Linked DNA regions of Homo sapiens: region 1 is linked to region 2. Evidence: read pairs that join two places in POLR2A ChIA-PET (ENCODE). Cell type or tissue: OCI-LY7. All regions are shown on one strand. Links, peaks and the distances in the headings refer to the core of each region. The heading gives the core; the rest is flanking DNA. Region 1 overlaps CLEC2D (C-type lectin domain family 2 member D). Region 2 overlaps CLECL1 (C-type lectin like 1).

Region 1 (2,918 bases), core at 117-2,616, 51 kb before region 2:
GCTTTAGCTCAGCGAAATTCGTTATTACCAACTTTCTGAAGCCTACTTCTGTCAGTTTATCCATCTCAGCTTCAGCCTTGTTCTGTGCCCTCACAGGAGAACTGTTGCGATCATTTGGAGGAGAAGAGGCACTCTGGCTTTTGGAATTTTCACCGTTTTTTCATTGTTTTTTCCTCATCTTCGTGGATTTATCCACCTTTGATCTTTGAGACTGATGACCTTTGAATGGGGTTTTTGTGGAGTCTTTTTTGTAGATGTTGTTGTTGTTACTTTCTGTTTGTTTGTTTATCTTCTAACAGTCAGCCTTTCTGAGGCAAGTCTGCTGCAGTTTGCTGGGGATCCACTCCAGACCCTGTTCACGTGGGTATCACCAGTGGAGGCTGCAGAACAGCAGATTGCTGCCTGCTTCTTCCTTCAGAAGTTTTGCCCCAGAGGGGCACTGGCCTGATGCCAGCCGGAACTCTTCTGTATGAGGTGTCTGGTGACCCTTGTTGGGAAGTCTCACCCAGTCAGGAGGCATGGGATCAAGGACCCGCTTATGTAGAGAATCTGACATTCCCTTAGCAGAGCTGGTGTGCTGTGCTGGGGGAATCCCACTCATCGGGTTCATCTGGTCTCTTCAGAGCCAGCAGGCAGAAAAGATAAGTCTGCTGAACCTGAAACTGCCTCTCCCCTCAGGTTCTCTGACTCAGCGAGATGAGAGTTCTGTCTGTAAGCCCCTGACCAGAGCTGCTGGAATTCTTGCAGGGATGACCTGCCTGGTGAGGAGGGATGGCTCAGGGTCCCACCTAAAGAGGCAGTCTGGCCACAACCTGCCACAGCCAGTTTGCTGCACTGTGGGAAATCTGGCCCAGTCCAAACCTCTCAGGCTCCTTTGCACTGTCAGGGGCAAACCGCCAACTAATGGTGGTCACCCCTCCCCCCAGGAACTTAGTCATTCCAGGCACACTCCAGACTACTCTGCTGGCAGCAGGGATCTCAAGCCAGTGGGTCTTAGCTTGCAGGGATCCATGGGAGTAGAACCTACTGATTGAGACTGCTGGGCTCTCCTCCTTGGCTTCAGCCCCCTTTCCATGGGACTGGATGGTTCTCGTGCCTCACTGGAGTTCCAGGCACCACTGGAGTATGTAAAAACTCCTGCAGCTCAGTGCCTGCCTAAACAGCCACCAATGGGAGTGGCTGTCATTGGTTTGCCCAGGTTTGTGCTTGAGACCCAGGGCCCTGGTGGTGTAGGCTCATGAGGGAATCTTCTGATCTGCAGATTGCAAAAATCTGTGGGAGAAGCATAGTACACCTGGTGGGTAGGACAGACCCTCGCCACTTCCCTTACCTCAGGGAGGCAAGTCTCCCCACCCTGTGCAGCTCCTGGGTGAAATGACACCCCACCTGCTTTCTTCCTGCTTCCTGTGGGTTGCACCAGCTGCCCAATGAGATGAACTTGGTACCTCAGATGGAGATGCAGAATTCACCTGCCTTCCGCATTCATCTCACTGGGAGCTTCAGACCAGAGCTGTTTCTGTTTGGCCATTTTGGCCCCTCCCTTCAAGTATGTTTTCTTTTGTAAGAAACTGCCAAAGTGGCTGTAGCATTTCGCTTTCTTACCAGTAATGCATGAGACTTCTGGTTGCTCCACATCCTTGCTAGTATTTGATATTGTTAATGTTTTAATGTAACACTTAAGTAATATGTAATGATATCTCATTATTTTAACTTGCAATTCTCAAAAGACATATGATATTAATAATTTGTCTTTTCATTATTTTGATTATGTCTTTTGCAGGTTGAAAGTTTTTAGTTTTAATGAAGTCCAGTTTATCAGTTCTTTCTTTCATGGATTGTGCCTTTGGTATTATATTTAAAAAGTCATCACCATACCCAAAGTTATCTAGGCTTTCTCTTATATTATCTTCTACGAGTTTTACAGTTTTGTGTTTTACCTTTAGGACTATGATACATTTTGAGTCATTTTGGGGAAAAATGTAAAATCTGGGCCTAGATTCATTTATTTGTATGTGGGTGTCTAGTTATTCAGCATCGTTAGTTGAAAAGACTGTCTTTTCTTAATTGTATTGCTTTGCTTGTTTATGAAAGATCAGTTGACTATATTTATCTGGGTCTATTTCTTTTTAGTCTGCTACTCTGCTTTCTATCCTTTTTCATTAATTTATTTGTCTATTCCTTTTTTTTTTTTTTTTTTAAGAGACGGAGTCTCACTCTCTTGCCCAGGCCGGAGTGCAGTGGCGCAATCTCGGCTCACTGCAAGCTCCGCCTCCTGGGTTCACCCACCATTCTCCTGCCTCAGCCTCCTGAGTAGCTGGGACTACAGACACCTGCCACCACGCCCGGCTAATTTTTGTATTTTTAGTAGAGACGGGGTTTCACCGTGTTAGCCAGGATGGTATAGATCTCCTGACCTCATGATCCACCTGCCTTGGCCTCCCAAAGTGCTAGGATTACAGGCGTGAGCCACCGCGCCCAGCCTTATTTGTCTGTTCTTTAACAAATACCACACTGTCTTGATTACTGTAGTTTTAGAGTAAATCATGAAGTCAGGTAGTATCAGTTGTTTAACTTTGCTCATCTCCTTCAATAATGTGTTTGCTTTTCTGGGTCTTTTGCCTATCTATATAAACTTTAGAATCAGTTTGTTGATATTTATACAATAACTTGCTGAGATTATTATTATCATTGCATTTAATCTGTAGATTAAGCTGGGAAGAATTGATATCTTGGCAATGTTGAGTCTTTCTCTCCATGAACATAAAATACTTCTCCATTTATTTAGTTCTTCATTGATTTCATTCATCAGTTTGTAGTTTTCCACATATAGATTTTGTATATATTTTGTTAGATTTATACCTAAGTATTTTATTTTTTGAATGATAATGTATATGGCACTGTGTTCTCAATTAAAAGTC
Region 2 (2,918 bases), core at 193-2,692:
ACAAAGCCAGACAGATTCTAGAGGGGAGATGACACTTCAAAGAAGGTATGGCAGGGCAAAAGTTTATCATTTTTACAATTGTTAGCCTTAGGCCAATTGTAGTCCCATGTAGAGTGAGTAAAACATCATTAAAAAACCTGCAGCCTTTCTCACCTGAATAACCAGAGAACAGAGTTAAGAGAAACCACAGATGCTGAAAATGAAGAATCAATTCCATAAAATCAAAAACATAGAGGGGGTGCTCTAACTTGTGTGTACAATTTTTTTCCCCAAATCTCTGACTGATGCAAGCACAAGCCAGGTTATGGTAAGAACAAGACAACCGAACTGAGACTTGACCTGCTGCCCCAAAGATAGAGATTTAAATTTAAGTCCAACTACACCAATTGCTTGCTAAGGAAGGAAAATTGGCCAGGTGCAATGGCTCACGTCTGTGATCCCAACACTATGGGAGGCTGAGGCAAGCAGATTGCTTGAGGTCAGTTTGAGACCAATCTGGCCAACACGGCAAAATCCCATTTCTACAAAAAATAAAAAAAAATTAGCCAGTCATGGTGGTGTGTGCCTGTAACCCCAGCTACTCGGGAGGCTGAGGCAAGAGACTTGCTTGAGTCTGGGAGGTAAAGGTTGCAATGAGCCCAGATCATGTCACACTGCACTCCAGCCAGGGTGACAAAGCAACTCCATGAAAAAAAAAAAAAGAAAAAGAAAAAGAAAAAAAAAGAAAGGAAAATAAACACTTTCACTTTTTTTGGAGGAATATGTGAGAAAACACAGACTTCTCCATATAACTTTCACAATGTATAGTATATAATCTCAAATGCCTTACATGAAAAACCAGAAAAATATGACCAATTCTAAAGGAAAAGGACAATCAATGCAGCTCAATATAAGGATGATGTGGAAGTTAGAAGTATCAGGCAAATATTTTAAAGCAGCTGTTGTAACTGTGCTTAATGACATAATAGAAAATATGCTTTCAAACGATGAAAAAATAGGATACCTCAGCAAAGAAGGACAGTAGGAAAAAAGCCAAATGAAATTTAGAATTGAGAAATATAGTAAAACATTTTATATAAAAACCATCTCTGGACATACTTAAAGGCAAGATTTAACAGGAAAACAAGTTAGCGAACTTGAAATTGTCCAATATGAAGAAAAATGTTGGATAATTTTCAGATCCTCAAGGACTTGTGGAATAATATTGAAACATATGACATATTTAGAATTGAAGTCCCAAAACTTAAGAGAAGAGAAAGATTAGGGCAAAACAAGTTGAAGATACAATAATTGAAATTTTTTCCAAATTGCTTAAATCCATAAATTTACACTTTCAAGAAGCTCAGCAAAGCCTAAGCAGGTAAATATTAAGAAATTCATATGTATGAATAAGTTAGTCAAACTTAAAAGCCAAAGATAAAAATCTTGAAAACAGTTTTTGTGCATTACCTGCAAGAAAACAATTATACAAAAATCCCTCATCCTCATTATAAACTATGGGGGCTAGAATACAGTAAAAGATATCTTTAAATTGTCAAAGGAAAAAGTAACTGTCAACAAAGTATTCTATATCCAGTGAAAAATCTTCCAAAAATTGTGGCAAATTTAAGGCATTTTCAGAAAATGAAAAGAACCCCTTGACAACAGATAATCACTATAGCTAATGTTAAAGGAAGTTTTTCAGGCTGATGCGCAATGTTTCTAAATGAGAACTTGAATATTATTCAAGGGAGAACATAAAAAATGGCAAACATCTGGATAAGCATAAAAGTATAAGGTAATCAACATATCTTCAAAAAACATTTGGTCTTGCTTACAAATTAAGTTCATACTGTTGCCTAGCTTATAAAGTTCTTTCTCAGACTGATATAATGCACCTAAATCAAACCCTTTCTGAGTAAGTGTATAATTATTGCGAAAGATAGAGCAACTATGTAGCTGAAAAATTTTAGGACACATTTAATGAAAACTATAAAAACTACAGTTTCACTTCTCTGATAGACTAGATACCTGGAAGCAGTGTTTCACACCCATTTTGATATCATAGAATATAAAAAAATAGATTTCTAAAGTAGAACAAGATAGATAAATAATAGTTTATTTATAGTCTGTCAAATAGCAACTTGGATTTGTATAGCTCAGGAACTTCAATGCATAAAACGTGTCAGGGCATGCAAAGAAACAACTTTAGGAGAAACAACACTGTTGTTTCTTTGAAGATGTTTTCACTACAAGACCATTATAACCTGAGATAATTAGGTTAAACATATTGCTTTCTTTGTAAGAAATGAGGAAATCACTAAAGGAAGGCACTTAGTTAGAAGCAGAATGGGGAGCAGCATTTGGTAAATGAATTCAAAGGGCAAGGTGGCCCTTCATGGTAATAATCTATATATTGGTGCTGAGATTCTAAGAATAAGCTCTTGGTTTACTGAAAGGTGATGGGATAAATCAGTGAGCCTTTCATCAGTCTGAAACCTTAAAAAGGGCTTCAAGACATCCAAATCATTAGCTACACCCTGCCCTCTTACAGATGAAAATGCAGTTAATCTCTGGAAGAAACAATCTTTAATTTTTCCTTATGAATCCCGTTATTGAGGTCAACCAAATTTTTAAAAATCATCAAATATTTCAGGAAACAAGCCAACATATCAATAGGAAATACAAAGAATGAATTTGGTCACCAAGGACTTTAGATATTTAAATAATCCTATGTATTATAAAAAATAATGTTTAAATGGTTTTAAGAAATAAAAGAAGAAATAAAAACATCACATCACAACAACAAAAAACATCAAAAGCCAATAAGTTTGAAAATACATCCCTAGAATCAAAAACTGTTATCACTGAAATTAAAAACTCAGTGAATGAGAGCAGATGAGGAAAGCAGCAGGAAAAGGGATAATTAGTGAATTTAA

Evidence for each region. ChIA-PET counts read pairs that join two places held together with the same protein. Peaks named below come from ENCODE experiments on the same cell type or tissue, not always from the same donor. Only the 100,000 strongest peaks of a DNase experiment are listed, where the experiment ranks them.
Region 1: POLR2A ChIA-PET joins it to region 2 with 18 read pairs; 9 of 35 experiments call an interaction of 5 or more read pairs at or near these places.

Annotation. Positions count from the first base shown.
Region 1 is chr12:9,673,013-9,675,930 of GRCh38, forward strand. All of the region lies in intron 1 of CLEC2D (C-type lectin domain family 2 member D), which reads left to right. Among named protein-coding and RNA genes, the nearest start is that of CLEC2D, 4.8 kb to the left of the region's middle. RefSeq lists an enhancer at 320-579. In OCI-LY7, for the core only: no CTCF peak of the experiment used is centred there; DNase peaks (open chromatin) are centred at 649 and 1,449; H3K4me3 peaks cover 2,189 bases; H3K27ac peaks cover 2,500 bases.
Region 2 is chr12:9,723,497-9,726,414 of GRCh38, forward strand. All of the region lies in intron 1 of CLECL1 (C-type lectin like 1), which reads right to left. Among named protein-coding and RNA genes, the nearest start is that of CLECL1, 8.1 kb to the right of the region's middle. In OCI-LY7, for the core only: no CTCF peak of the experiment used is centred there; no DNase peak of the experiment used is centred there; H3K4me3 peaks cover 2,500 bases; H3K27ac peaks cover 2,500 bases.